4 separate regions of the Mus musculus genome follow, and regions 2, 3 and 4 are each linked to region 1. The links are chromatin loops, found by intact Hi-C in ENCODE. Cell type or tissue: left cerebral cortex. All regions are shown on one strand. Region 1 overlaps Ctnna3 (catenin (cadherin associated protein), alpha 3). Region 2 overlaps Ctnna3 (catenin (cadherin associated protein), alpha 3). Region 3 overlaps Ctnna3 (catenin (cadherin associated protein), alpha 3). Region 4 overlaps Ctnna3 (catenin (cadherin associated protein), alpha 3).

Region 1 (8,000 bases):
AATATTCATCATTTCTATCATTTTGTTTTGTTTTTAATCCCTTGAGTTTGTTTATGCCAGAGCTAGTCAAGTTGAATACTTTAAATGTGTGTGGTTTATCTTATGTAAACTACATGTCTATAAATTTATTTTAAAATCAGAAAGAAGGAAGGAAGAAAGGGAGGGAGGGAGGAAGGGAGGGAGGGAGGGAGGGAGGGAGGGAGGGAGGGAAGGAGGAAGGAAGGAAGGAAGGAAATAAGGAAGGAAGAAAGGAAGGAAGAAAAGAAAGAAGGGAGGAAGAAAGAAAGAAAGAGAGAAAGAAAGAGAGAGAAAGAGAGGGAGGGAGAGAGAGAAGAAGAAGAAAAAAAGAAGACAGACAGAAAAAGAAGGAAGGAAAGGAGGGAGGGAGGGAGAGAGAGAAGAAAAAAGAAGACAGACAGAAAAAGAAGGAAGGAAAGGAGGGAGAGAGGGAGGGAGGGAGAGAGAAGAAAAAAAGAAGACAGAAAAAGAAGGAAGAAAAGAAGGGAGGGAGGGAAAGAGAAAGAGAGAAATGGGGGGAGAGAGGGAGAGAGAGAGAACACATTGGAACTACTTAGAAGAGAGCAATATTTATGGATAAAGAGACCACATACCCAAGGGACTTTTATTTATTTATTTATTTATTATTTATTTTATTAGGTATTTTCTTCATTTACATTTCCAATGCTATCCCAAAAGTGCCCCATACCCTCCCCCCTCTGACTCCCCTACCCACCCACTCCCACTTCTTGGCCCTGTACTGAGGCATAGAAAGTTTGCAAGACCAATGGGCCTCTTATTGAGGGGTGACAATATGCTGCTAGTGAATGGAAGTGCTAGTGTTAAGAGGCAGTTGACATCTAAGTGGCTGTTGGAAAGGCAAGTTTCTGTTTCCTGGGTCCTCCCAACAGGTAATCATGACAAAAGGGACTCTTGACTTCACCCACCCACCAGAAAAGAGGAAAAAAATATCTAGCTATAATTTCCTCAGGCCTTTCTATATATCTGAGCTGCTCTTGTCCAGCCCTGTAGATCATGCTAAGTGTTTGTACTATGTGCAGCCAACAGTCTAGATGTCACCAGATTGTACTGTTTCTACCTCCAAAACAGCTCAGGTGTCGTTCTTCGTGATTGCCCCCATCTAAACTCACTTTCACACGTGCAAGGTCCTCCTACCCCTGGATTGCCACTTTGCTATGGCTTCTCCTGGTCCTCTTACTTTCCATTGACCCTCTTCCTGCAAAACCAAGTCTCTATGAAGTCATCAAGGTAATTAAGTCATATTAGACATTCACTGTGGAACAGAGCCCAGTGTTTTCTTGTTGTGCTTAACACGAAAAACCCGTAGCAAGTCGTATATAGTCTTACATCCTCTACATTACCTATTATACTGCCATGATCATCACCCCAATACCCTAGTCTCCACCATGACTCTTTCTTAATGTCCTTAAAATACACTAAGAACCTTCTCCTAGGACATTTGGTCCATCTGTGGTCTGCATCTGAAAATGTTTCCTCTGAATGATTGCCTTGTCCAGTCCTGTCTATCACAGAAAGCTCAAATGTCCTCATTCCAGGTAAGTCTTCCCAGCCCACAGTACTGACACAGCTTTCCTGCATGGCTGTAATTACCCATGTTATTTTCTTCACAGCACTTAGTGCTGAGATGCAATTTTAGATATGTATTCATTTTAGCCACATACGATATATTTATTGGCTGTCCCCCAGTGGAATGTGAATTATATAAGATACATGTTTGCTCAAGACAAGGAGTCACTTTCTAATACTGGGTTAGCAAAGCCAAGTGTGCCACCGTCTGCCTGTAATCCCGGCACTCAGAAGACTGAGACAGGAGGATTGCAGGTGTGAGGCTAACCTGGGAAACATGGCCAGAATTCGTCTCAAGAGAACAGCAGCCATTCAAACAAATATAACAAGTACAGGGTACCTTGAATAGATGAAGAAAGACTTCCTAAGCACTCCTGATATTGGCTATATTGGCCGAATTTTTTTTGCAGTATAAGATTACGTAACTATTTATAGCCAAATATTTAAAATAAATTATTTTCTCATGACTTACTTGAAACTATGGGGGAAATCAGTATAAATATCAACAGTGGGCATTTAATAGATTTAATTTATTTTGATTACATATTATATTTATGTATGTGTTAAATGTTTTAATTTTAAAATAACATGTCTGTGTGTGATTATGTCTAGGTGAATTCAGGTGCTTGCTGAGGCCAGAAAAGGGGATCAGATAACCTGGAGCTAGAGTTGCAGTTTGTAAGCTGTCTAACAAGGATGCTATAAGATAAACTCGGGTTCTCTGTAAGAGCAGTCCATGTTCTTAATTGATGGATCCTCTCCCTAGCCCTGTGAACTGTGTTTTTAATACATGCATGCAAAATAATAGAAAACACTCCTTTTGAAAACAAATTATCTTGTACAAGATGGACGTGGTGCTAGAGACACTTGTTTTGGAAGACAGGTGATATTTGATTGCCTGCACCACTGTGAAATTTTTTGTTGTTTACACTTCCAAAAACACTGTGATCTTAGAAGTGTTTCTGGCATCAGTTAGAAACTCTCGGTCTCCTACATGAAGTTTATAATAAGCGCATTGCGTGGTGTGAATGTGCACAATGGCACAGGTGTGGGCTCTTCCAAAGCATGGACTTAGGTTAACATTGCATTAAAACTGATGTATTCATTTACCAAGGAATGACAGCATCAGAATGCTATGTCTTCCCATCTGGGAACATGATATTCATGCCCAGTTATTTATTTTATTTCATACAAACTTAAGGTATACATTTATGCCCATTTATTGAAACACTCTAGGTAAGAAGGATAGATAGATAGATAGATAGATAGATAGATCGTGCGACCAGGTTTATCCTGCTACCAGGTTCATCTTTTAACATATGTTTCCTATGACTTGGCTCTTCACAAAGTACTTTTGTTCTTCTAAATTTCTTAGACTTACAATCAAATAACCCACAAGTAATGACTATGATTCTCTTCTTTCTTTTGATCTTTTTCTTTGCTTATTACATTTGCTTAGGTGACTCACTCAAAGTGCTAAATAATGCAGAAAGATGGCAAAGACAGTTCCCATGCTGTGTGTATTCTACTAAAATGCCCAGTATATCTTCAGGTTACATGTTTTGGGTTTGCTGCTAGGCCCCAGGAAGTTCATTTATTCTTATTTAATTTACATCTTACTCAGAAGAACTTCTGACTTTTGCCAAATCCTTTCCATGCATGTTTCTATAATTATGATTATTTTTGCTTCATAATTCTCTTTTAACAGAATAATAGATGTATTTCTAATCATGAAATTCTCCTTTGTCAATGGCATAGATTCTATTTTAAACAGGAGTTTAAATTACAGCTCTCCAACACTTGGGTGTACAAATACAGAATGGAGGTGTTCTGTCTCTGTGGTCTCTCTCTGCCAAACCGTTCCGTCCCCCACATCCCTAAAGCCACTCCTCCCCTGCATCCTCTACCTCCCTGGAAAATAACACCTTCCATCCAGCTAGCATGCTGAAGGCATCTGAGATCACTGCTTTCTCTAACTCCCACACCCAATCTGGCCCTGCATTCCCTTTGATAATGTTTCTGAAACATCTCTCACCCCTAGATTCCCCATCCATTGACTTGTTGCAGGCTTTCAGTCTCGCCTCCCCTCTTGTTAGAAGTTTCTAGCTGAATTTATGGACTCTTGCTCATTCACACACCAAAAATACCTCCAACCAGAACCTGGAGCATGACAGTTTGTTGCTTAAATTACTCCAATTCTTCCTCTAAATAAAGATTTATGTAACCAATGAATGCCTTTGGGAACAGCAAGGATGTTAGCATCCACTGCATGGTGATTATTTCAAATCTCTATTATTGTTGTCTGAGCTACTCGATCCTGAAACAATTGGCTTCCTGCTTATGTGGCGCTTCCTCACAAGCTCCTTTAGAATTTTGTGTCCGTCCTGATTGTCACTCTCGTAAAAAATGAGTACTCTCCGACTAGACTATTAATCTCATCAGATTCCTTTCCCGTTTCATTTCATCTCAGAATCCTCAGCATTTGGCAGAGGACACGGCTCAGGATGAAGATTCAGTTTCCTTGGGATGTGCACCTCCACTGGAACTTGGATGAACAGGAGCAGAAACAACAGTGGAGTGCTTATTTTCAAGTGGCTGGTGCAGGACCACAGAAAGCAATGCCACGACATTCAATGCGGGCGCTGCTTCGTGTTGCTGTACAACACAATCTGGACATAAATGGCCTGCAGAAGGCAGTCAGTACTGTGAGACACCCCACTGCAAAGATGCCTGAGTACTTTCCTCAGGGTACTTCAGATTTGGGGGCGGGGTCATGCAAAATAGTCACAAAGGCAGGACTGTCTAAATAGCAAAGAAGAAACCAGAACAGTTGCCCCCTTCATCTTTTGACTGGCTAAGAGAGAAAAGAAGTAAGAGTCTGTCCCAGGCTGCCTTTCTGTCACTGTAATAAACACCACAAACAAAGGGAGCTGAGGCAAGAAAGGACTTATTTCAGCTCACAGGTTGCAATCCTTCACAGAAATAAGTAAAGGCGGGAGCTTGAAGCAGAGACCATGGGGAGACACTGCTTACTGGCATACCTGCTGGATCACAGTCAGGTATCTTTCTTATGCAGCCTACTCCATCTACTTAGAGATGATACCTAGTGGAATCAGACCATTCTACATCAACTAGCAATCTAGCAAAGGCCCCACTGATATACCCAGAGGTCAAACAGATATGTCATAGAAGCCTTATTAATGACCTGAGACAAAGGTGGAAAAAGAGAGAACCAAATCAGGAAATCGGCTTCTGAACTCCATGTTCATGCTGTAGCACATATATGCACATGAGCACGCACACACACACACACACACACACATACATACAAGTACATTTTTTTAAAAAAGAAGAATCATTATCCTGGGTGGTGTGGAATATGTGTAGCATCTCAGGATTCATATCCACTAGCTGTCTTACCTCATAGGAATAATCAACTGCCCTCTACTTATCTATAGCATTTTCTGCCAAGATTCACTGGAATTTACAGGGCGTGTTGGGAAATGTGTATAAGTTTCATCTTAATTCTCTCTAGCACTAAGCAAAATGGCAAATGTCCTTCGAGTGCCATGTGAGCAAAGCCTCTGAGGAGCTTGGGTGTCATCGCTGAGTGTTCTCAGAGGCTACACCAGTTCCACTTAGGTTACAGCCTCTTGAGCTGAATTCGGAGCATGGACTATCTCTGTCTCGCTGAGTCGATTGGGTTTGATGTCTCAGTACCAAGCTGGTTTCCCCTTTCTCAGTGTTGTCACACTGACCATCCATCCATCACATGCTGAAAACTGAGCATTTCCTTCTTGGTGAAACAAATCGAATCAATTAAGCTCAATGGAGCAAATCTCCAAAGACGATAAGGCAAATGAACCCAGAGTATTTGTGTATCTAAACTTGTGCTGAACACAGTGAATTTAGTGCACAGGTTATTTGTAAATATTTCCTATAACAAGATCTAAATCTTGAGGGCTGCAGAGTGATGATAGTGAACTCATTTTGTAGATACAGAATATAAGTGTATATCATATTATAGTAATAAGGTTAAGTTGTAATTCATTGAATGAGGTAGAGCAAGAGACAACATGCTATAATGTCTGGAATCCATAAACTAGAACTAGACAGTCACACTTACAACCCTAGCATAGTAACGCCTTAACTTAGACCCCCATTTCCTAATGTGCACATTCAGTCTCTACTTCGTGTGATGAGGAGCACATAAATGAATACATTTAAAGTAATGACTACTCTGGATCACTGAATGCTCTGAAAACTGTCAGCCATTTATGAAAGAGCTGCAGAAATCCAGCTTTGCCACCAGTCTTCTTGTTCATCCTTTTCTTTCTCTCAGAAAGAGGAAAAAGATTTGTTTCCTTATTGCTAAATAATCAATTAAAAGAGCCACCGCAGTTCCAGCAGTATGGCCCACTCGGGAAAGGGGCTTGTCACCAGTGCTGACAGCTGATTGGAATACCAGAGAACCACACGGTGGAAAGAGAGTTAACTGATTCCCCAAAATCATTCTCCATAAATGCACAGCAGCATGTCTGCACATAAACACAAACACAAATGCACATTAAATAAATACAGAAAGATCATTTACCAGAAATCGCAATGGAATGAATGCAAATTCCTGCCAGAAACTCACTGACCTGTGAGAGTGAGGGTTTCAATCCTGGGTGCACACTTTCTCTTGAACATTAAGTAACGTTTCTGATTTTTGTCACTGTTCTGATGAAACCACAGCAACACTTATTTTGGACATATTTTTTTAATTAATAGGTTCTGAGGATGCATTATGATAATTGTTCATTGCTTAGTCTTTATAGATATCTGCTGAAGGAACATAAATGTGAAGACAATTCTGTATGCTTAATGAGCACAAAAGAAAGCCCATGGCGTTTGCAAGTGCAGCATGCTCAGAGATCTCCAGTATTTGATTTTCTCATCTTCCAAGACCCTTGCTCATGTAACACCTACGTTTAAATTCTTAATCGAAGACAGATTTCTCTGTGGCAGTCACTCTCCAGTTGCTGCATTTTTATCCTGTCAGCGGTGTCTTTGGTATCTTGTCTAATGAAACACACAAGAGGCTTTTCTTTCTCCTATTCATTATCACTAAAAGCATTCTGGTATCTTATTTGGCGATAACAGGTGTCTACTCAGTTTGTGAAACAATTGAAAATCTCTGATGTAAGACATGCTTGTCAGGCGCCTGGATTCCACCAGAGTTAGCAAACTTTAACTCTCAAATACCACTTCAATACATCAGTACCATGAACTGTTTCAGACAGGACACAACAATAACTTCATGGAGAAGAAAATTCACATGCAATTAGTCCGTTAATTTAGTAAATTGTTCTAGAGCCCAAAGATCTTTCAGCATAAATGAATTACATTTTAATACAGTCAAGGCACTGTAAAGGACATGGAGATTTTTTAAAATTAAGACAATGTGACTCCAACCCCTAGAAAGCTCATACTCCTTGACTGGAGAAAAGTAAAAGATTCAAAAATAAAGTAACATCTGATAGATTATAAGTGTGGCTAGAGTGAGTGTTAGGCTGGTAGAGTGCTTGCTAGCATACATTAAGCCCTAGGTTCAAGCCACAGCGTTGCATAAATTATGTGTGTTGGTACAGACCTGTAATTTCAGGATCCGAAATTGCAGGCCATCTTTGGCTTCTTTTAGAGTTCCAGCCTGAGCTACATGAAACTCTGTCAAAGGAATTCTAAGTCGGGAAGGCAGACAATCAAATATGCCTTAAAGAATAGCTCTTGTTGGGAAAGAAGAAAGAATGCAGAATTGGGGAGAGGAAGAGAAAGAGCTAGAATGCAAGAGAGAAGGGAGGAAGAGAGAGAGAAAGGGAAGTACACAAGAAGTCCAGAATGACAAGGCATTGAGGCAAATGCTTTCCCCTGGAAGGAAGGCATGCTGGGTTAAGCCAATGACAGCTGAAACTCATGTAGGCATGTCAGGTAGCAGAAACCCTAGAAAATAATACTCAACAAGATGGATGATAAACCAGGGAAGAAGAATCATCACAGATGCCTTGTAAGATGACCAAGCCAAGAAACTTGGTGAATGGTGGAGTCTTTGCTGCAACTGAATATATGGAACATTGGCTCTCAAAAGTTATCTCAAACAAGTATAGATATTCTGTAATCTGTAGATAGACAGATAGATAGATAGATAGATAGATAGATAGATAGATACATACATACATACATACATACATACATAGACAGACGATAGATGATAGATAGATAGATAGATAGATAGATAGATAGATAGATAGATAATAACTAGGAAGAACAGAGGTTGCCAGTGTAGGCAATATTATATCTATCAAAATATTTAGAGGGGAAAGGGAGAGAAAGAAAATCCATTTTTAAAGGAAATT
Region 2 (8,000 bases), 130 kb before region 1:
TGTGTGTGTATGTATATGTATGTGTATAAACATATATATATATCACTATGCCTATATATGCATGTATATATCACACTAATATGTATTTATATAATATATGTATGTGTGTGTGTGTGTGTGTGTGTGTGTGTGTGTGTGTGTGCAAAGGCAGTAAAGGCATATTTGAGACCTTCTTTAAAGTACACTCTTCTATTTATACAGCATTATATCATTTCTATATATATCACAAATATGCGTGTGTGTGTGTGTGTGTGTGTGTGTGTGTGTGTCAGTAGTAAAGTATGAGATTAGCTGTATCCAAACCCTAGTCTCATCCACAGAACTAAAAACAGAAACACAATACTTCAGAGGGAACTATGTCTATCCCTATTGCCATTCTGCCTCAGCATCTCTCATCCGAACCATGTCCAAGTCATGACAACACTAAGAATTGTGAACAGGAACTGAGATTTCTGCCTTCTTAGAAAGCAATATGTGGTTTCCAGAACTAAGGACAGGTACAACAGACTATGTTTAACCCTGTCTCTTATGATTATTTATGTTCTTAGACCAATTGGGTCAAACAGTGGGGGACGACATATGGGGATGTATTAAAATAAGAATGTCGGTTGTCTTCTGTGCAATCTCCCAATCTTTCTTCTATGTTCTCCACTTACCTCACTGAGCATCCTCTGAGGATTTTGCCAGACTTCCCAGTGTTTCCTTGGAGGCACATCACAACAGCTGCATAGCACCAAAGCACAGCTAGAAACACTTGCTAGTAGAAATTGACAAATGGAAAATATATGTAAGGCCCCTACCTTTGGGTTGTGTAGAGAAGAACCCTAATTGGGAATGAGGAGAGAGAACATGAGGAGGCAAAGACATAAAAAGTAATCTGGAAGATCATCTCTGCTTTCTCAGAAGTTTTCAGGATTTGTGCCTTGCCTGACAGTATATAGCTTTAATATTTTAGATTCTTTCTTAAATTGATGGACTATCAGTGCATATAATTTGCTACTCTTGTTTTTGGTGTATGTCTTGTATAAAAACTATTCCTTCTAAAGAGTATATTTCTCTCTTATCAAGAGTATTCATGTGGCTGAAGAGCTAGCTCAGAGGTTAAGACCAGCTATTACTCTTGCAGAAAGCTTGGGTTCAATTCCCAGTATCCACAGGACAGTGCACATCCATTTGTAACTATTTGCCCATACATGAAACACAGCTTATTTACTAACATAGACTGGCATGCCCTTCCCTACCTTTTTACTGATCAATGACCATGGCTATCTTCAGCAACTTTCTGAATGAAAATTAAAAGATGATTCTTGGACATTTTCCCTAAATCCAGAAACTGATTCTTCCAATAATTTGAGTAAATCAATAAGCTTTGTTTGTTTTGAGACAGTTTCTCTGTGTAGCCCTGGCTATCCTGGAGCTCACTCTGTAGACCAAGCTGGTCTCAAACTCAGAAACCTGCCTGCCTCTGCCTCCCAAGTGCTGGGATTAAAGCTGTGCAGCACCACTGCCCAGCTCAAAAAGCTATTAAATGCCCTAACTATATAACAGAAGAAGAGCTAGTAATAAAAAGTAAGCAAGGCACTGTCTCTGTTCTCTCCAAATATTAGATACCACAGCACACAATTCAGCAAGTGTTGACCAGGTGCCTAAGCTAAAGTACAGGAAGGGGACCAGACAAATGTATTTGCAGACTGCATTTCACAGTGTACAATGAAGAACTCTATCTCTACATGCATGAGTATGTGTTTTTGCTAGATACCTGCAAGCACCATGAAGTACAGAGTTAGGATGCCAGAGTTTTTTTAAGAGGTTGGGAAGAGAGTGTTATGCAAAAAGATCAAAGAAGACATCACTAAGACCAGCTGAGAGAACTTGAAGATATTCCAGGTGATGCTGGGTCAATATTTGGGGAAAGAGAGACTTAGATCAGAAGAAAGCCATCTGCAATGTTTCTGAGATAGAAAAGAAACAGTACTATATGACGTCAGAGCGGTAGAGAGAAAGTGGCAAATTGTGGGCCAGCATAGGGACTTTTGTTTTGTCTGTTGGTAAGGTAGGAATACATCAGAATCCTTTGAGTGACCTACTGAGCCATGGTTTTATGTGTGGTGACTGTGACACACAATGTTATATGTTACTGGAAATAGAGTCTTGGACACCTAGGACTTAACCTGACCTGTTGCGAAAGGGAAAGAGTGGGCACATTCCTAGAGAACTTCTCATGTGGACTGAGTCAAAGACAAGAAAATTCTTGGCAACAAAGAAAAGCAGCTAGGTAGTTGACAGGATAGGAGATTGCTGAGAGGGGACTAACGAGGGAGAGAGCACAGTGTGGAAAGAGGTTCATTCTCACCCATCGTCTTTATAAGCAGTTCTCTTGGGGATGGGTCCTGTGTAGCCTTATATGCTACCTACATGACATGCAGCAGATATCTATCTGGTCAATGTGTGGACATCATGTAGCATCCCTCAAGCAACAGTTGGCACATGGCTGGAAGAAAGGACTTGAAGGTACATTACAAAAGGATGTACCAGATGTTAGGTCTTCTGCATGTCATGGAGCATTTTCAGGAAGAACTATCCCTTTCTCTATTATTTCAGAGGAAAAAAGAAATATGCAGCTGCTTCCCAAACAAGAGGCTTTCAGAAAAAAATGCACATGACGGTGACTGCTTCTGCAATAGGTGCTTTAGGTAATGGCCTCAACTCATGTCACTCTAACTTCTGAAACTCTGCATTCTGATAATGTCATGGGAGAGGCCTGGGCATCCAAACTGAAAACTAATTATTGCTGTATAAACAGGAGAGTGTAGTCTAGAAATGATCTCCAACATGCCTTTACCAATGCTTACCAAAGAAGACTATGAGAATGCTTGGACTGCAAATGAATTTACATAGCAAATCATACTAAAGGGGAGAAACCAACATCAATAAGACAGAACAAATATTATCGGTGCCTTGACTTAAGGAAAATGGTTGATTTCCCCTCCTCAGTCAGCTCAGGCTCTTATAGTGCCAGAAGTTTTAGCATTTCACTGCTAAAAGACTTAATAGGGGTGCAAAACACTGAACCTTTCACTCTGGCAGGCAACCCTACATTTTAAATAATACCAAATGTTTGCCAATAGTCAGAGGAGGCACCCCAGGGGTTTCTTAAAAGATTTCCTCTTCTCCTACTCCCCTCAGACTGATTTTAACCTAAAATTGATTTTTTTTTTCTTTTCTTGTCTACAAGGTCTTTTTCTGGTTTGTTTTGATTTCTCCTGAAAAAGCCTTTTCAGGGCTCTTGGATTTTAATGGAATTTATTGTTGGGTGTTTGATCACAGGGAAAAATGGCAATTTTCTCCACAGTGCCACAGCAGCGTTCCAGCACAAGGGCCCAGCAACCTACATCCAGCAGTGGGGGGTGCTGGGTCCTTCACAGCTGAGTGACACAGCCTTGTGCAGGCAAGAGTTTTCTCATTGAAGTCTGTTCCGGTTAATTTTTAAAGTGTATATCTGCCTTTTGGGTGGCTGATCCAAATTGCTCCAGAATGACTCATTTCTCATTGTGGTTGGGAAACTCGGTAACTATGTATAGGCTCTAAGGGGTCCTGTTTTCCTTTTCTGTGTAGGAGCTAGTCTGGAACTCACCCAGTGGCCTCCAAGACAATCTCTTGAGTCATTCTATGTGGGAGTTATATAACATATATGTAGAGGAACTAAACACCATAATTAAAATAAAGAAATGTTACTTTTTACAGCTCAGTGGACAGTAAATATGTAGGCTTTTTGGCTGAAAATGGAGCCACAGGGGAATATACTGGGAAAGGTCTGGAAGTCTGGAGCCTGAGCGTGGGAGAGAACCTCACTAGGCAGGCTTAGCAAGCCTGTCCTAAAGTCCCTCATTCCTCAGTGAATTTCACTAAGAATTTCCATGTAATTTTCACTTTCAACATCTCTAAGTGAAAATACTTCCAATAATAAGAGAGGGGGAGTAATTACATAAGCAGCAAAGAGAAAAGCAAGATGAAGGAACGATTAAAACACTTGAGTCATGAAACCCAGACCCAAACCGCTGCATCTGGTTGCTTTCTGCACCTCAGGATTGTCTTCTCAAGTGGAAGCCATTACTTTATCGCATGTGAGTGAGTAGTTGACACGGATGTAGGAGTGTCTCACAAGGCCCCACATGCAGCTGAGGAGTTACTGGAAATGGTACCCACTGGGGGCCGTTTTGTATGGACAATCTACTCTACCCACACTCTGTCTTTGAGTGATCTTATTAAGCATACAACAAACTAAGGTAAAGGAACAAATATCAGGGCACAGATTATAGGTAGATAGATGATGGATGGAAGATAGATAGATAGATAGGATGGATAGGTATGTATATATATAACACTATATATTAAAATAATATATAGTATGTTATGTATATTATGTTATATAAAGATATATTTATATATAAAATATAATATAAATATATGACACACACATAGATAGATAGATAGATAGATAGATAGATAGATAGATAGATAGATAGATAGAAAGGTAGATAGATAGATAGAGTCAGCTAGAGTCCCTGATAGAGTTGTAGGCAGATTGGGGAGTTAGTATTATCAAATCATGTTCATGGAATGTCCAATAGACACAAACAGGGAAAGCTGAAGCAGGCAGCTGGAGCTCATGATCACAGTTTCTGTCCATGGGATGAGCCTCCTAAGGCTGAATTTCTGGCTTCTATTTTTTACTGTAGGTAATTTTTATATGGAGGGCTAAGCAATAGCAACCTCTGATAGAAATCGTTTATTTTTTATATGTTCTTAAGGACACACTCTAATTGCTCTTGGTCTTTCTTTTCTGCTTTCTTTTCTCTTTCAAGGGCATGGGAACAGCTGGTCCCCATCCAAGGGGCCTAGGGGAACACTTTGAAACAAACAGGTTTGGGTCTGACAACGCAGTTTCTCAGTGAGTTCTAATGCAAGACAGTTAACCAATATAATGCACATTACAGGAAAGGAGAAACATTTATCTTTGGTGGTAAAGGTCATGGGTGTTTGCTTGTGCTCCAGTGGTCCAGTGTGAATGGTTCAACATGTGCCAATCAGCAACGATAAGGTTTTTGTTTTTGTTTTTGTTGGTTTTTTTTTTTTTTGGTTGTTTGATATTGTTTAATTTTTAGAAAGGACATGAAGTTTGGGAAGGAACATATTGATCTGTCCAGGGAAAGTTGGAAGCAAGGAGGTATGTGGTAGATATAATCAAAATACATCATATGCATATATGAAATTTTCAAAGAAAAGAATAAATATATTACATAAAGTAAGAAAATGGGATGGTGATTCCACCAGAAGTTCTTATATTGTGGAGAATAGTTTTCACTATCCTGGTTTTTTTTTTTTTTTTGTTATTCCAGATGAATTTGGAAATTGGTCTTTCTAAATCGCCTCAAGTTATACTTCAGAGCAATTGTAATAAAAAACTGCATGGTATTGGTACAGTGACAGACAGGTAGATCAATGGAATAGAATTGAAGACCCAGAAATAAACCCACACACCTATGGTCACTTGATCTTTGATAAAGGAGCTAAACCCATCCAGTGGAACAAAGATGGCATTTTCATCAAATGGTGCTGGTTCAACTGGAGGTTAGCATGTAGAAGAATGTAATTTGATCCATTCTTATCTCCTACAAAGCTCAAGTCCAAGTGGATCAAGGACCTCCACATAAAACCAGATACACTGAAACTAATAGAAAAGAAAGTGGAGAAGAGCCTCAAGCACATGGGCACAAGGGAAATTTTCCTGAACAGAACACCAATAGCTTATGCTCTAAGTTCAAGAATTTCATAGATGGGACCTATAAATTGCAAAGCTTCTTTAAGGCAAAGGACACTGTCAATAGCACAAAATGGCAACCAACAGATTGGGAAAATAACTTTACCAATCCTACATCTGATAGAGGGCTAATAACCAATATATGCAAAGAACTCCAGAGAACCAAATAACCCTATTAAAAATGGGATACAGAGCTAAACAAAGAATTCTCAACTGAGGAATACTGAATGGCTGAGAAGCACCTAAAGAAATATTCAACATCCTTAATCATCAGGGAAATGCAAATCAAAACAACCCTGAGATTCCACCTCATACCAGTCAGAATGGCTAAGATCAAAAACTCTGGTGACAGCAGATGCTGGCCAGGATATGGAGAAAGAGGAACACCCCTCCATTGCTAGTGGGACTGCAAGCTGGTACAAACACTCTGGAAATCAGTTTGGCAGTTTCTCAGAAAATTGGGCATAGTACTACCTGAGGACCCAGCTATACCACTCCTGGGCATACACCCAGAAGATGCTCCAACTTGTCATAAGGACACATGCTCCACATGTAATAATAGCAGCCTTATTTATAATAGCCAGAAGCCGGAAAGAACCCAGTTGTCTCTCAACAGAAGAATGGATACAGAAAAATATGATATATTTACACAATGGAGTACTACTCAGCTATTAAAACAATGAATTTATGAAATTCTTAGGCAAATGGATGGAACTGGAAAATATCATCCCGAGTGATGTAATCCACTCACAAAGGAGCACACACTCACTGCTAAGTGGATATTAATGCAGAAGCTTAGAATACACAAGATGCAACTCAGACCACATGAGGTTCAGGAAGAAGGAAGACCAAAGTGTGGATACTACAGACCTTCTTAGAAAAGAGATCAAAATACCCATAGAAGGAGAAACAGAGACAAAATTTGAAGCAGAGACTGAAAGAAAGGCCATTTAGAGACTGCCCTACCTGGTGATCCATCTTATATACAGTTACCAAACCCAGGTACTATTGTGGATGCCAACAAGTGCTTGCTGACAAGAACCTAATATAGCTGTCTCCTGAGAGGCTTTGCCAGTGCCTGACAAATACAGAAGTGGATGCTCACAGCCAACCATTGGACTGAGCACAGGGTCACCAATGGAGGAGCTAGAGAAAGGACCCAAGGAGCTGAATTGGTTTGCAGCACCATATGAGAAACAACAATATGAACCAACCTGTACCCCAGAGCTCCCAGGGAATAAACCACCAACCAAAGAGTATACATAGAGGGACCCATGGCTCCAGTCACATATGTAGCATAGGATAGCCTTGTTGGACATCAATGAGAGGAGAGGCTCTTGGTCCTATGAAGGCTCAATGCCCCAAGTATAGGGGAATGCCAGGACAGGGAAGCAGGAATGGGTGGGTTCGTGAGCAGGGGTGGGAGGATAAGATATGAGGCCTCCAAGGGGAAACAAGGAAAGGAATAACATTTGAAATGTAAACAAAGAAAATATCTAAAAATAAGAAAATGAATGTGAATCCTTTATAATTGATTTTCAAATAGATATAGAATCTGAGATATAGAGATATTACCTAACTCTCTGAGCTTCTACATAACTATCTATTCACCAAAGTTCTCAGAGCACTCTGCCTCCCTGCAAACTAGACCTGTAAAACTCAAGTAAGTTTGTGCCAGCCACGGGCTTTGTTTTGAAAGATGCAAGACATCTTCAGGTTTTCAAACCCATAAGCACAAAGGAGAAGATTATAGCCAAAGGAAATATCAAACTTTAGTCTCATTCTACAGTCCTAGAAAATAAAGTTGTTATGTATGAAAAGAACCCAGTGGAAATATTAAAATCTTCATCTCAGAGGGCCAAATGTAGATCAGCAGAAATTGCCACTATTAAAATTCTCAAACATTAACTACTGATACTACTGTAAGTAGTTAGGAAACAGTAAATTAAACTTTGTAAGGGTTTCCCTGAGGAAGAAGAAATGCTGCACCATTACTTACAGCTTAAATTGGACGGGGAGCAGTAGACAGGAAGGCATTACACAGAAGCAATGCTTCAGTGGTAGCAACATGAAGCAAATGCACTGCGGATCTTTCTGTATTCATTTGACAGGCACAGAAACACCTGCATTAGTGTAGCTCTGAGCTGTGGAAGGCAGCGCCAGGGGAACCCTTGATCAA
Region 3 (8,000 bases), 93 kb before region 1:
AAGCTTTCCAAGTAGTTATCATGCTAAGATTGGAAAGTCAGAGTTCTTGAATCATATACATTTTTCCCCCAATAACCAAAGTCATGTTCACTTACCCGCTTCAAACTTCTTCAATGATGTCTTCCCTCTGGGTGTCTCTTCAGGTCAAGGAGAACATCCATGTTCTTTGGAAGAAGACATGCAAGACCCGCTCTGTTCTGATATTTCAGTTTTTCTCTCCACTTCCTCCCTCCCACCTAGTGTTTTAGTCATGAGGATGTTTTGAAATACTGTGAGCACAACCTGTTTCTTATGCCTTTATGTCTTTTCCTAGTAAAACTCTTCCCCCACACAGCCAGTCCACCTGGAGGAGTCCTATTCATCTTCATATAGATCCAGCTCAAATGTCCCCTCTCATGGAATGATTCCTGAGGGCTAATTTCAATAATTTACTTATACCTTATTTCTACTCTTCCAGGTCCACCTACATAATTATCCTGAATTTACATTTTCGTACATTCAAGAAGAAATGAAGACTGCTTACTTGCAGAAGGAGGTAGAAGGGAAGAGAGAAGTGATATGTAGTCTGCCTCCCACCAGCTCACCCCTAGTCCAGGAAGTTAAAAGTGCTGTGTGTCTCTCAGAATAACTGTGGCACACTGAAAGGTCAATACTTCCTCCAAGATGTTGGCTGAGTTGCTTAGCAGTCCTGCATCACAGGTACAAGTGGAGGCCCATATATCCTATTTCAAAATGTTCAAGTATCAAAAAGAAATCAGTAAAATAGGTTGTATCATTCTTATCCCCTAACAGATATGTTTTTTTTTTCAGGCTGAAGAAAGGGGTTTAGAAAAAGATGACTCTTGTAGACAACCTGAGCTCCATCCAGTAGCCATGTTCACAACCACCTGTACTTCCATTTCCTGGAAATCTAATATCCTCTTAGGCTTATATAGGCACTGCCCTTATAAGCACACACATGCACATACAGATACATGAATATACATAATTTATTATGAAAAAAACTTGTGTCTTAATGAGAAAAAAATACAGTATAGTAGTGGTATTTACTAGAAAAATATAAAATATCACACTTAACGTTCAATAGCATGCTTCCATATTTTGCTTTGAGGCAGCTATTAAAGCTATAATTTATAATATATTATATATGTTGGCCATAAAATATATATTGTGTATATTTCTTGGCTTTATCAAATGATTGCTGTGACCAATATTTCTAGTTATTTTCTGACAGTAATAATCCAGAGAATGTAAAATTAAACATAATTTTACTAAAATTGTAGAAATCATAAATCCCTTATGAACATCAGCTATATATGAAAATTCAAAAAACAAATCTGTCCAGAAAGTTTTCTGTCTTAAGTAGTCAACAATACATGCTATGCTCAAAATGACTACATGTTAGTGAATATCAAACTTCACTCTGAGGATTTTTTTAAACTTGCTATTTTCTCATTTAATTGGATTATTCATCTCATAACCCAACTATAGCTAAACTAAATACCTGGCACCTTGAAAAACAATAAATCACTGGGTAACCATAAATGGGCTCATAACACATTCAGTTCACCTTTTCTCTAGTACAATAAATAAATACACAGGCAGAACATACCCTGTTTATTCATTCACAATTCACCCCAATCCATGACCAAATGTTGTGTTAGCCTGTGTGGATTTTCAAATCCACAGTGATGATTTGAAGTATTGATTCCAGAAGGAAGAATCTGCAAAGAATTTATTTCACTCTCTTAAACCCCCAAATGGCATCCCACTCCATCCTTGGACCATCCAGGTCTACCCTGGATGCTAGTGTTGGTGTGAGTTGCCTGCCTTTGCAGCTTTTGATCTGTTGTATGTTACACCCAGAACAGTGGTGAAGAAACATTTATCTAGAGCTTGTATACTGCTAATCTTTGGTGTGGATATTCAAGCACACATATTGTACTGAGCAGGTTTTGGTACTAAGTGGAGGAGAGTCCATCAGGATGTGTTGTAACACAGGGTGCTCTAGTTCATAGACTCATGACAAGAGCCATTCCTTGGATCTGGACCTGGTTGTTGTTTTTGTGTTTATTATCCTCATTCTAGCCAGAACCAGAGAAGTAGAGTTGAGCTCTGAGTTGCTCTTCTAGAGGGGTTACCCAAATGTATCTGCCAGTTGTAACCATTATACATTCTTAGTCTCTCCTCTAACTTTGGTCTAGAAAGGCAGAAAAAAAAAATGTTTTGCCTACCACTGACTGAAGCATCCTCCATCCCCCACATCCACATTGTTCTTGCAAGACTGTTAAATCAAAGCCCACTTCTCACCTTGATGGGGGAAAACAAAATACCTAGATATTCTTGAAGAGATTTTCATTTGATGTCCTCTGTTTTAACATGGACAATAAAGCATTTATGTCTAAAACCAGAACATCATCTCTCGGGTGGAGTTCCATTGTGCAGTTGTCACTCACTTGATTATGTTTGACACAAAGCTTTATCACAGAGGCTTTCACTGTGTACCTCCATTCTTTGTGGACATAGACACAAAGATTTTGTGGAGATGTGGAGGGGAAAGCTACAAACAGGTAGCTGGATCATTAGCCTCCTGTGTCAGCTTGGCTAGGGTGCTCAGTTGCCTGATCACATTCTTAGGAGACACTGTCATGCAAGTATTTCATGGATAGGATTAACCCATTGGCTAGCTGAGCATGGTGGTATACACCTATCATCTCAGAGTTTGGGAATGAGACATGGAAGAATCAGGGGTTCAAAGTCAGCCTTAGCCACATAGCAAGTTTGAGATCAGCCATTTAAAAGATTCTGTCTTAAAAATGACAAAGAATTTGTTAGCTTTGATGAAAGGGGGAACCTTTGTGAATGAGGCTGAGCCTTATCCAGTAAGTTGTGGACCTGAAGAACAAAACAGGAATCACCGAGGAGAAGGATGTCTGCCTCAAAAGTAATATCAAAATCTGACTTGAGCTCCCAGCCTTCCCTGCACGTTTCAGATTCAAGCCCATAATGTCAGCTTTTGCCTAAATTCCTGTCCAACTTGCCTTATAGATTTTTGAGCTTGGCAGACTCATGAGAACAGAAGCCAATCCTTCTCTGACTAATACAGACAGATATTTTTATCATGCCAGCCCAATCCTCAAAGCTAGGTCATTACTAAGAAAATGGAAACATATCTGCAACCTATACCTTCTCTCTTTACCTCTCTACAGCATGCTGTACACATTACCGTTTCAATAATTTGGGACATATATTAAAATAATAGGTGTGAAAGTTGCCCTCCTATTCTAGACTCAGAGTTCCTCCCATGCAGAACTGTGCTACTCATTATTGTATTTCCTGAGGCTAGGAATTGCCAATCACTTATTAAATGATTAATAAATGCCGACTGGATGCTAGCTAGCGTGGCAGAGATAACACATTACCTAGAAAAGCTAGCATACTGGGAGGGAAGGAAAGGGGAAGGGAGAGGAAAGGAGAGGAGGGGAGAAAAAGCACAATGGAAGAACAAAAAGAAAGAAAGAAATGAAGACGCAAGTAAGGAATGGTATCCCCAAGCTAAGGTACTCTGTGAAATGGTACCCAGGCAGCTTCCAGAGCACAAGTAGTGTCAACTTGAATCTTCACAATGGTTTATGGTTTCATAGATGTTTGTTAAGTATGGAGCAAGGAAGTCATTTTCTCTTTCATAATTACCCTCCTGTCACAATCCATTCTTCTAATCTTTTGCACAATGGATATGTTCTGAGAACTCCTTCCCTGGGTGGGGGGGGGGATCTATACCCTCCACATAAGGCTCCAAGCACAAACCAAAGTACAATTCTACCCGTGTGCACCCCGGGGAGTCAATGGGTTATTGGATTTACTTACAGAGCATGGTGAGGGGTTATTGACAGGAGCCTGGGTTGTCACAAAGTAGCCACATTGGAACATCTTCACCTAGCATGAATGATGGCTGAATATATGGAACCCCCTTCCCTCAGCCTTCACCAGCCTATGTACTCAAGAACAGTGTTTCTCAACCTTCCTGGTGCAGTAGCCCTTTAATACAACTAGCCCCAACCATTCAATTATTGTCATTGCTGCTTCATAACTGTAATGTTGCTACCCTTATGAACTATAATGTAAATATCTGTGTTTCCTGGTGGCCTTAGGTGACCCATGTGAAAAGGACATTCAACACCCTAAAAGGGGCCATGACCCATAGGTTGAGAAACACTGCTCTAGAGCCTCTCTCCAAGTCCAGAAAGCTATGTGTAATTAGGACATGACTGCCTGAAAATGAGGCTGGGAAGAAAGCTGGAATCTCAAGTAAGAGTCTAATAACTTTCCCCAAACCCCTTCTTCTAGGAGGAAATGTAAGTAGCCAACAAGCCCAGTCCCACAAGCACACACAACTGCTCTAATGAAGACGGAGGCTGTTTTGTTTGGAAGTAGGCTATCTCTCAAGAAAAGGAAGCCATGGGTAGTTCTCCTGTGGTCACTCTCCTGGCACCATCTTTCCAATAGCACTACCATTTGGGCTCCTCTGTCTGAAATGTGAATCTTTTTCATTTATGTGTAAAGTTTGGACATGCTTTTCCAATGTTAACTACTCAGCTTCTTGTGACTCTAATGAAATACCTGAGATTAATATGTGACATACTAATATGTGAGAAATGAGGTAATCAAACTTGTAAGGAGATAGGTTTCTTTACCTCTCTGTGACAAAAGTGCTATTCAAAGACTGAGAGGGTTTCATTAATTTCAGATCCAAAATAAGGGTGGATCTTACACAAGCTCGGAAATATGGTGGCACTTGACAGGAAGAAGGAAGGATGACTCTGGGTCCCACAATCCCCTTCAGAAGCACATATCCTATGACACACCCCATGACATAATGTTTCCATATCTGCATTCACTACTTTCTTTGTGATCTTCCTTCTTTGGGTTCTAAGATCCTTGAGGATACCATAAGTGTGTTTTGAGTAGTGCCTGTGTAGCAAGATCCAGACCTAATGATAGACATATGCCATCATCCCATTTGTAATAGTATCTCTGTTCAACAATCCCTATGGTTACTATGACTACAATGAACCTGCCTTTATCATGGTTCTCCATCTAGTAACATTATGACCAGTGCTAAATTAAGCACACTATTTAAATTTTCTGATCCCAAATATAATGCTTTGTTGTATTCTGCATAAACAAAAGATATTCTCAAATTATTTGAACAAATAGATAGACCTTTCTAATAGAAGGAGACTGCTCTAATATATGCATCAATATCTGGCTTGCTATTTGGAATCTTCAGCTCATGGGGCATCCAGTAACCTTGCCCTGAGGGTCATAAACTTGTGAAGAAACCAGAATAAGCAGGGACATGATGACCTGGAGGAAATCTGTACCTCAGCTGCAGTATTCTTACCTGATATTCAGGGAAGGGGTCATTAGGACCAGGTCAGGTGACCATATTTGAATTGTGTTGTTCCTATGCAAACATGCCCAAGAGGTCTCTGTAAATGATAGTGGGGAGGCTTATCTGTGGGTAACAGAGATTATATGATACCAATAGTAACCATTGAGCAATAGCTTATTTTTCTATTCATCTTAGGTGCCTACACAACAACTCATATCATATCTCAGACAAGGATAGCTGCAGACTTTTAGTAAGCCAGGCCATGAAAGCCAGAGATGGAGGGAAAAGAGAGATGCATTTCCTTGCGGCTACACAGGCATGTGCACAAACAGAAATGCAAACACAGGAAGAACACTTTCCTACCAAGCAATCTAGTTAATAAAATATTCATGTTGCTCTAGTTGGAGATGCTTCATCACACTGGAAAAAAAATACTAATGCCGGGAAGTTTCCTCTTTTTACCCTACCCTTAGTTGAAAAATAAAGGAGCATCCAGGCCTTTCACCAGGAGGATTTTGAAGCTCTGATGATAAATAAGGAACTGTGTTAAAGTAGGAGGGGAAAGGCAGAAGTCACTATTCCTCCTCCTCCTCCTCCCCTTCCTTCCTCCTGCCAATCATTGGCATAGTTGGTTGGCTCCCACATCTCCATTATTAACAGTTAGAGAACAATACAGAACTTCAGCTCTAGAAGAATAAGGAGGAGTCATCTCCCTTCCACAGATGACAGCACTGTCATTTGCAGGCTGAGCTGCTCTGGGCAGCTCTTTGTCAGGCTTCCCCTTCCAAAGCAAGCTGGGGAAGATATCCCTCCTCTCTCTGAAGCAATTGAGGATGAAGGAGGTAAAGGAGGCAAAGGGGACTCTCTCTGGGGGTTTCTCAGAATCCATTTTCCCATCATGGGGATGTGGACTGATATTTGGGGTAAAGAGTTATTTGTTTCAGCCTCAGACCTCAGAGTGTGAAAGAAGTAAGGAAACTCCTCTCTACCTAATGCAAGACCCACACAAAACTATCTATGTAGTCTGTCATGAAGCTGAGAATATTTTAAAAAGCTATCCAGATACATCAGACAGATAGATACACACAAAGGCTAAATAGCCAAGTTTGTTAGGGGGCCAACAAAACAACTAGAAATTAGATAATCAACATTTTGTGGAAAGAAAGCTGAATTTGAGGAATGCACTTTCAGAAGGTGAGTTGGTATCAAATGACATATGAGACAGTTAATTTTCAAACCACACTAAAGCTCCACAGGGAATAGTGTGAAGAATGTACTCTGTGGTGGGGTTGGTGTAAGGGGTCACACAAGATATGGGAGAAAACTATCGAACTTTATTTAGGCCTGCCATGTTTTATTCAAAAGATTCCTTATGTGTTTCTTTGAAAGTATAAATGTCTTAGTAATATAGTAACATGTAAATATACACATAGTAGTATATCTTCAAGACTGTTTTGCTGATAGGTAGAAACTATACTAAAAGATGGAAACTGCTGTTCTAGAGGACAGTGATTGTTCACTAGATGCTCTACTTGGAAAACTGATCCATCATCAAAAAGGAATTACAGGCTTCCTGAAGTCGAATTCTTGCAAAAAACCTGAAAATCCTAAGGTACTAAGGAAAAAGGAATAAACCAGAGAAAGAGAAGAAAGATTTATCTTGTCAGACCAGTGAGGAATGGATGAGAAGAGAAGACTGGGAGCCACCATTCCTTGCTACTATTGGTGACAAAAGGTGCCTTGGTTAATAACTGCATGACTCCTTGAAGTACCAGTGTGGTTGAACTCTGTGCTAGGTATCTTCTAAACATTACCATTAATTCTTGTCATGACATCTCCAATTTATAGATAGACCAAAAAAATAGTCTTTGAAATAGTAAGTGACATAAAGGAATATTTTTAATACAAAGCAAGGTTCCTGGGGATCTATCAAGATATCTCCTTGGAGCCACATAAGCTACAATGTAGAATGTTATGGAGAAGATCAGCGTGGTCCTTATGCAAGGATGACATAAAAAGTCAGTGAGTATTGATATTATTAAGAAGAAAAACAGCAGGTGTGATGGTGGTGGCTGTGAAGTTGAAGCCAGCCTGGTCTACAGAGCTAGGTTCAGAGTAGGTATGACTACACAAAGAAACTCTGTCTCAAACAAACAAACAAACAAACAAACAAAAACAAACAGGAAGAGGAGGAGGAAACTATAAAGCAAAGAGCTAGTTCATTATGTCCATCTTCATTATTGATTTGTTATAAGGGCAAAACAAGAATTTTTTCCAATACCAATTTAAAACAAAAATACAAGGAGAGAGAGAATATGGATTTTAACAGTAGAAATATTGAACAATAAGAGACCCATTATAATACACCCTTGGTATATCTGTCAACTATTCTCCTAATTAAATTGCTACTGTGTGGTTAATAGTGTACATACAGAATGTGTGCTGACCTCTTAGTAAAGGAGAGAAGCTAGATTTCCCTCAGTTGTATAAGTGGCACCCACGTTAAGAGAACATAACACCCACCTTGGGACTTCATCCCTGTGGTTCCAAAGCCTCTGATGCCTGTGGTGTGTTCTTGAGGGTACTTCTCAAGCATGGCCCTTCG
Region 4 (8,000 bases), 130 kb after region 1:
CTGGCCAGGGCCCTCCCCAAGCCCACATTTAAGCCCAAGCTCCCCAGGCCGAAGCACGAGAGCAAGCCTCCTCTGCCCCCCACGGTGGGAGCTACCGAGCCCAGCCCAGAGACAGATGTGGACACGGAGCACATCTCCTTCCATAAGATCATCGCGGGCAGCGTGGCCCTTTTCCTGTCGGTGCTGGTCATCCTCCTGGTGATGTACGTGTCCTGGAAGCGGTACCCCGCGAGCATGAAGCAGCTGCAGCAGCGCTCCCTCATGCGAAGGCACCGGAAGAAGAAACGGCAATCGCTCAAGCAGATGACTCCAGGCACCCAGGAATTTTATGTAGATTATAAACCCACCAACACGGAGACCAGCGAGATGCTGCTGAACGGAACGGGACCCTGCACCTATAGCAAATCAGGCTCCAGGGAATGTGAGGTATGAACCATTGCGATTAAAAAATAATAATAATAAAGGAAGGAAGGAAGAAAAAAAAGAAAAACACAGCGCGCTCTTAACGGCTGGGAAATAAGGGGGTGCTTTATTGAACTCCGCTGTCTGTCAAGGGAACACGGTGCCCTCCCCTCCCCCTCCCTCTCACTATGCTGGCAAGGGCCTTCCCTGTCCCTCGGAGTGTGTTCATAATACTGGTCATTTTTCCTCTCATAAATAATCAACCCATTGAAGTTTAAATACCACAATCAATGCGGAGCTAGAACTCCGGTTTAACACCATGCCTAGTGTCTAAGACTCTTTATGGATCTCATTAACATAACATTTGTTTCCAGATTTAAAAAAAAAAAAAAACTTGTTTTCCCCCTCCCCACCCCCCCACCCCCCCACGATGCTCACACTGGCTCTTCTTCTTCATCTGGGAGTCTCAGAGCTCCAGCTTAAGGTGGTGTGCGCTTTAGCAAATCTGGGAGTGGGGGGGTGGAGGGAGTGATCCCAGGACCTTGGAGGGTTGAATGCATTTGAGGAGATGACTGGCTTCAGGCACACAGTAGAGAGTGAGAAACAATGCCTGCCTTATCAAAGAAAATCCGGGAAAACTCTCCACAGAGGGTGGTGGGTTACAGCAGATCCCTGAGCAGTTTCTAGGGCTTCAGAAATCACAACCAGCCAAGCACAGGGACGGACGGGTGTCAAAGGGTTAAGATGCCAAAAGCAGATGGCTGCCAAACACAAGGAGACCCTGAGAGCACAAAGTTTGAGCCTTGCAGTTTCAGCTCAGATCCCCCCCCCCTCCCCCGTGTGGCTGTGGAATAAAACTAAAAGGGGTCACCGTAGGTTTCCCTCTGCCTGTGTGTTCCCTAAACATGTTGATTCATTACACAACCAAGTCAGGAAATAAACACATCCCTCCTCCGAGGAAGCAGCTAGTCCGCTGGAAGGGAGGGAGTTTTCAGAGATGAGGTTTGCTAAGTACTCTCTGCAAGCTGGAACTTTACCAGGATTTATCTCTTTGCCGCTTCTTTCCCAAGACCCCAGTGCAGTTCATAGAATCCTGAGCCCTGTGACGTCCTGTTCAGGGCTTGTGAGACTGTCCTGTGCGTCCTGTGATGTGTTCCACACAAACCAGACCCCTAAGCACTGACACTTCATTCAGCTATCTGAACACACACATGCTTCCCCAACGTTCTCCTTTCAAAGGATGCTCCTGGTAACACCTTGGTACATGGAGCATGGAAAGGGGGGGTGGTGGGGTGGGGGGGAGACTGACTGTGACAGCTTGTCTTTGCTTTGCTGTTGTTGACATCGCTGTGTCTCCGTGTTCATCTGTATTGTAACTCATCCGTCAGTACAATTCTGTACAGAACTGGCCTGGCAGCCTGCACGCTGCATGCATGTTTTTTATGTCGTTGGTGAAAGTCTGTCGACTGCAGCTCGGGTATCACGCCCTCTGTATTTATGGGGTTTCAGAGAAATATATTTATTTTTTGCCACCCCGTTTTGTTTTGTCCTCTCAGATGAGCACTTTCGGTGTGCACGCGGACCGTAATGATTTTGCTTTCTGCATTAAGGACGGTTCAGCTTTCTGACCGTCCAGGCCTCCCATCTTTGACCCCATCCCTAGTCTTTCAGAACAGTCGCTGCAAAAATAATAATAATAAAAGCCATGAAAAAGTGAATGGCTATTTCTTACTAGCATTTTTTTAATGTATGTAGAGGATGGAGGTCTTCCAAAGGCTGAAAGGGAAAGATCTAGACAAGTCAGTGTGAAGTAGAATGATAGCAGGGGATCCAGATTCTTAAAGTCATACTTCTAAGCATAAAGAAGAGCAGCATTTCGAGGGGACTCGCCATTAAGGTGCTTTGATGAGGCCAGGCAGTAGCTCAGGAAAGTATCACAAGTGCAATATGTTTACCCATGACTAACCATCGAGTATACATTTATTAATGCCAAATGGCCACAGAGCCCCAGTGGATCAGTAATGCAGACACATCTTACGGTGTCAGGGGCTGGGTGGCCAAACCCACTGAGATGCTCTTCAGTGAAATTGTAATTTTACTTTTTCTTTTTCTAGACTGTCAGTAAATACATATTCCATCTAAATTTTTTCCTTTGGTCAGCCTCATTATTATCTGTACTATGAAGATGACTGTAATAATTAAATGCACTGTTGAAGTGGAAAAGGCCCCTTTCTCTTCTTTTACTTGATCCTCTGCCTTATGTATCATGGGAACAAATTCCACACATACACATACTTGGAATATATATATGCATATTTTCCAAGTATGCCATTGGAATGTATAAAACCTGTTTGCTCTATTGAAAAGTATTTGTTAGGCTCAGCACCACTTGGTGTGTTAAACTGATGTAAGATTGAATGAATGACCAACATTTTGAAGGCTGCTCATTTTCAATGCCTTAGAGATTTACTGAAGGATAAGACGCCAGACAAATGCCTTAGAATAATAAAACACTTTTTGATTCTGGGCATGAAACTGCAGGGGGGTGGGGGGGATTGGCAACACGTGTTTTTCCTTAGTTAAGGGCTCTTCTCCAGCTGTCAGAATGCCCCGAGAACCAATTTGTGCAACCAATTTGTGCAACCTAAGGCGAGAGTTGTTTCTGCACTATTGTGTCGCCCAGAAAAGCCAGGTGGTAAGTGTCCTCCTGATCAGAAATGACTGTCCTTGTATCTGCCCATGGCACTTGTAGACTGTATGCCATGCTTCTACTTTTTATATATAAGCATTTAAAATGCACTGCGTATTGGAGAAGAATCCTTGGCTATTCCTTTTTAATTGCAAATTTACATGAACTGGTCGGTTTCCCTCAGTTAAGGGAGCTTTCTGACCTGTTGAAATGTTCCGTGGAGACCCATGGCTGCAGGAGTCTCTCTGCCTTTAAATGCTTTCTCAAAACAGAGAGGAAGTGGAGTCCATTCTTTTGGACTGAACGTTTGTGATTTGTGTTTTGTGTTTGTTTCTCCTTTATTTATTAACCCCGGTACACACTGTGCTGAAGCAGGCGTGCTCAGTGCCAGAGAATTTTAAGCAATGTTATGCAGCATATAATCATTTTAAGTGACTTTGTACCTTCCAAGGATGTTGACATGACATCTTTCCAAAGATTATTAACCATTTGTTTGTATGTTTGTTTGTTTTTCTTTTTAAACTTGGTTTGGTGCTTCAACTATATAAGCAGAGACTGGCAATGATGCTTTCTATAGAGTAGCACTGTCCTCTAGTGGCTAGTCCAAGTAACTACAGCTGTTCGCACATTTTTAGCGTCTTGGTTTTTGTCTTTTGTGAACTTATTGGCAGCATAGGTTTCTCTGTGCATCATACTGATTGTTAACTTTGTTATGAGGTATAATTATCATCCACATTATCAAATATATGAATGTATATTCATATTTCTCAGTGGTACCAGAAAGAAAAGCCATTACATTGGTATTGAGAGCTAGAGAAATAAATACCCAAAGACACAGAGCAAGCCCTAACGCAGTAAAAATAGATAAGAAACACTTGAAGTATTTGTACTCAACGATATTAGCCCAAGTCATCTGTAATGTTTTCGTTAAAAGTGCTACTATTTTTTTGTGGTCAGGATTCTGAAATAGAGTGTAACAGGCTCGGGGAACCAGATCCCTGCATTGCTATTGAGGGAATCGGACCAACTCTTGCTTGTCAGTAGTTATGGGAAAGCTATCCATAGGAGGGAGGCCTCCCCTGCAGTGTCAGAACTGTTCTCCAGTTTGTCGACCATGTCAGTGACCTGTGCTTCGCCCCCGGGCTTTCCCCCTCCTTCCTCCTCTGCTGCTAGCTAAACAGTGGTGCTATTAGCCTCTCTGACAAGGGTGGTACAGTCTAAGAGGCGCTGATTCATGGATAATGAAATTACGCTCTCCCTCTGGGGAAGGGGAAGGCAGCATCACATGCGTAGCCTTGGCAAGGGATGTCAGGATGCTGTAGGTGCGCTGAGCATCTCTTCCTTTGTCGTTTACCAATATGAGAACACGAATTGCTTATTTTAAGTGTGGATTTGGACTAGCATCAGATAACAGTGTTAGCCCATCAAGCTGGAGACAGAATGAGTCCTAAACACAGCGAATGAGAGTTGAGCCATGAAATATGAAAAATTCAAAAGTCAAATTGTTTGTTTGTTTTTCCCCAGCCCAGGGTTCTAATTGGGATCTAGATCTGTAGCAAACCAACCCCTGGTACCTTACTATCTTCATACTCTTTTACATGTGTATTAAAAAACAAAACAAAACAAAACAAACAAACAAACAAAAAACCAAAGGGCATTTGGGACAAACCATATGCAGGAAAAATACTATCAGCAAAATTGAATAACAAACCTTGTAAGAGAAACAGAATGCGTGGGTATTAAATACTGTGTGGTAAACGGCTCTTCAAAGCCAATCAAATGCCATCACCCTAGACACACAAGGAGAAGTCGCAATGTCCTCAGCCACAGTAGTCAAATGAACTGGACCTGATTTTTACTCAGCCTCCAAAGTCATTGGTGACTTGGAGTTAGTGGATAGACTGTTGTAAAAATACCACAAAAAGAAACTAAAAGTTAATGGTGTCTCACATGTGGGAAAAATATCACAGCAGTGAGTGACAGCCCTAGAAATAAAGATGCAATTCAATTCTCTCTGACACTTGCTAAGTCAACTCAGGTACATTTCTTGGCTTTCCAAAATTTGAAGACACCCACGCATTAGATTAGTTTGCAATAATGACTGAGTGTGAAAAGCTTTGCTTTTTTATAAAGTGGTCCTTCCACACGTGTGTGTGTGTGTGTGTGTGTGTGTGTGTGTGTGTGTGTGTGTGTGTGTGTTTAAAAATAGCACTTAGTGAGATGCTCTACTGGGCTTGCTTCCGCTCTGTGTTTGGTACAGGTCAAAGAAAAGAATCATTTTGCATCAGGGAGTCTAGAACTTTTGACTCCCACAAAGATTAACATCCTTCATCTTGGGTTTTCTCATATCCATCTTGAGGAAGGAAAAAAAACCCACAAGATTTTATTAGTAATCACATATATGTGGATATGGTATATAGCATATATATGATAAATATAGCAGTACCAACCAGAGAACACTGAAGCAAAAACTTATCAATCTAAATAAAATGTTGATCTGTACCTTATCAGCCAGAGGCTTTCCTTGTTGGTTCGGCTTGCCTTCCTCTCCTGAGCATGACTGACTCTGTTGACTTTGTACTGACAAATAAGCTTCCATGGCAAGATGGCCCTGCTTCCGAGCAGCACTGGAATGGACCATATGTGTTCTGCAAGCTTAGCACCTGTTGCCACCATGTGGCTCACATCAAGGCTTCCATCCCTTACAACCTTGGAATGCACATCGCCAGAACCAGTTTACCTTCACTAGTAACTGTGAACACTGGCAACCAGGGGGCTGTCAAAAAGAGGCATAAAGAACAAGAGATTCCTCTTATTCCTTTTACTTCTTTAATTCCTTTCATCGTTAAAGCAAATAATTAATCAGAGAAAGACCACAACCCCACTTCCCATCTCACCGAGTATATGGTTAACTAATGTGGAAACTGTCTCTTTGCTGTTTGGGTTCCCGGAACACATCGAGAGAGCAGAGAGAAGACCCCAGGGTTTTAAAGAAATTTTTTGTTGGCTTCACTTGCAAGGGTGACAGGGGAAATAAATGTTCCTGAGTGAGCTCTCCAAATCTTGTGAGGAGCGACCCAGGAACATAAAAAAGATAGGGATCTCTAGGTCACAACAGAAGACCGTCATAGTTTACCTATATTAGGACCACTGTCTAAAAGCAGGGAATCTGGAACCAACATGGCCCATCTCAGGAGAGACCAGAGAACCTTCTTCTGTCCTGTCCTTCCCAGCAGGTTCTGAAGTAGGAATTAAACATTTCCTGACAAATCTCTGCATTCTCTTACTATTGTTGGTGGGGGGCGGTCGTCCTTCCTAAAAGATGCTTTATCTTTACCTGCTGCTCATACATAAATTGGAATTCCCTTTGCAAAAGAGACCACTATTCTGACATTACATACACAAAACTTGTTTACAGCGTATACATCATTCCACAGATGGAAGAAAGCACCAATTACCCAATAGAAAGTGTGTTTACATTAAATATTACAGCATAAAGGAAATGAAAGGCCAACTGATCCTTCTATCTTTGCTCTAAAACCTGCTAAATATCTCTATAGTGTTTTCTGATTTTCAGTGGAGAGAGAGAGAGAGAGAGAGAGAGAGAGAGAGAGAGAGAGATGATACAATTGAATTGCCAGTCTTGCAAATACAAAAACTCTTTGCCTACCCAATTAACTAACTCAGGACAAGCAGTAAAGGTATCAACTGTATTCCATCAATTAGAAGCATCAATAGCAGAGTTTTGTTTTCTTGGGGATAAAAATGGGGTTTGTTTTGTTTTTTGGGGGTGTGTGGTATCAGATGTAAAGCAAAGACTACACACATTCAGCAAAGGTAGTTTGTTGAAGATTATCTCCAGTATCCATCTTCCATCAAAAATCATAAGGCTTCATTTAAATGTAAATCCTTACTCAGCATCCTTGTGGCTACAGCTTATTGATGATGTGGAGAGACCCATCGGACAGTGGGTATCGAGCACACAGGAGCTCAATGTTAGCATCCTGTGGAGTTTTGTGGCTTACAGTTTTCCTTGCTGGTATTATTGATCTCTCTCACAATTATCTCTCCTTGAACGCAAGTAATCAGAATGTCAGAAAGAGCATTAAAGGAACCAGGGTAGACCATGTGCTGTTGGACAGATGCAGTAGCCTTGGAGACTGGTAGAAGTGACAGGCTACTCTCTAACGGGCGATAACATAAATGATGCTCTTCAAGGTCGCCATCAACTTAGGGAAGGATTTTGACCGACTTGCACAGAGATGTAAAGGACAGAGCATGACTATTTTGTTTGAGTTTGTCTGCCTTATGGTCCTTGGAAGTCAAAGCAACTTCTGTGCCTTGGGAGTTAACTAGAAGACTTAAAAATGGGTGATATGGCAGGAGATGTGTTATGAAGGGTTTTTGTCTTCCACCAAGCCTGTTATTTGGTATATGATGATGCTAAAAGATCCATACCCTATAGATCCATATCTTACACCCGTTCTGCTTTATAGGACTTCCCTACAGTAACTCCTGACCCATTCAAATGAGGCATCGTAACCCAGGTTACCCTCCTTCCATTCTCTTTGGTTCATGATTTCCAGTGATTTGCTCATGAATTTGCTCATGAATCAGTGATTTGCTAATGAAGTGTTAACCTGCTAGTCATGGGTGCTTCCTAGCCTGGCATCCACTCCACCTCCTTCAGCCATTAAAAGGCTCCATGCACTCACTTCTATGTTGTTTATAGATAGGATTGAGTCGTAAAAATGTAAAATTCTACATATACTTTAATGGGCTCTACTCTGCCTGTTTTTATGGTTTAATACACTTTGATGTGTGGGGTCTTTATTAGTTTACTGTAAAATGCAAAAACATCAAGGTAGCTATAAATTGCAAGGGAAAGGTCATGGTGGATTTAAAAAAA

Evidence for each region. Hi-C counts contacts between places; a loop is a spot of excess contacts. Peaks named below come from ENCODE experiments on the same cell type or tissue, not always from the same donor. Only the 100,000 strongest peaks of a DNase experiment are listed, where the experiment ranks them.
Region 2: a loop joins it to region 1, with 3 times the contacts of the local background. A loop is called at or near these places in 2 of 42 quality-filtered maps.
Region 3: a loop joins it to region 1, with 3 times the contacts of the local background. A loop is called at or near these places in 2 of 42 quality-filtered maps.
Region 4: a loop joins it to region 1, with 2.4 times the contacts of the local background. A loop is called at or near these places in 2 of 42 quality-filtered maps.

Annotation. Positions count from the first base shown.
Region 1 is chr10:64,211,427-64,219,426 of GRCm38, reverse strand. The region is part of intron 7 of Ctnna3 (catenin (cadherin associated protein), alpha 3); the gene reads right to left. Among named protein-coding and RNA genes, the nearest start is that of Lrrtm3, 130 kb to the right of the region's middle. In left cerebral cortex, no CTCF peak of the experiment used is centred here; DNase peaks (open chromatin) are centred at 3,128 and 3,609; H3K27ac peaks cover 1,247 bases.
Region 2 is chr10:64,338,716-64,346,715 of GRCm38, reverse strand. All of the region lies in intron 9 of Ctnna3 (catenin (cadherin associated protein), alpha 3), which reads right to left. Among named protein-coding and RNA genes, the nearest start is that of Lrrtm3, 250 kb to the right of the region's middle. In left cerebral cortex, no CTCF peak of the experiment used is centred here; a DNase peak (open chromatin) is centred at 3,645; H3K27ac peaks cover 897 bases.
Region 3 is chr10:64,304,074-64,312,073 of GRCm38, reverse strand. The region is part of intron 9 of Ctnna3 (catenin (cadherin associated protein), alpha 3); the gene reads right to left. Among named protein-coding and RNA genes, the nearest start is that of Lrrtm3, 220 kb to the right of the region's middle. In left cerebral cortex, no CTCF peak of the experiment used is centred here; DNase peaks (open chromatin) are centred at 18, 226, 3,038 and 6,089; H3K27ac peaks cover 239 bases.
Region 4 is chr10:64,080,274-64,088,273 of GRCm38, reverse strand. All of the region lies in intron 7 of Ctnna3 (catenin (cadherin associated protein), alpha 3), which reads right to left. Lrrtm3 (leucine rich repeat transmembrane neuronal 3) reads left to right here. Exons shown (of 3, transcript NM_178678.4): 2 at 1-426. Among named protein-coding and RNA genes, the nearest start is that of Lrrtm3, 6.0 kb to the left of the region's middle. In left cerebral cortex, a CTCF peak has its summit at 3,695 (motif pointing left); DNase peaks (open chromatin) are centred at 2,851, 3,189, 3,666, 4,237 and 6 more places; H3K4me3 peaks cover 5,005 bases; H3K27ac peaks cover 4,030 bases.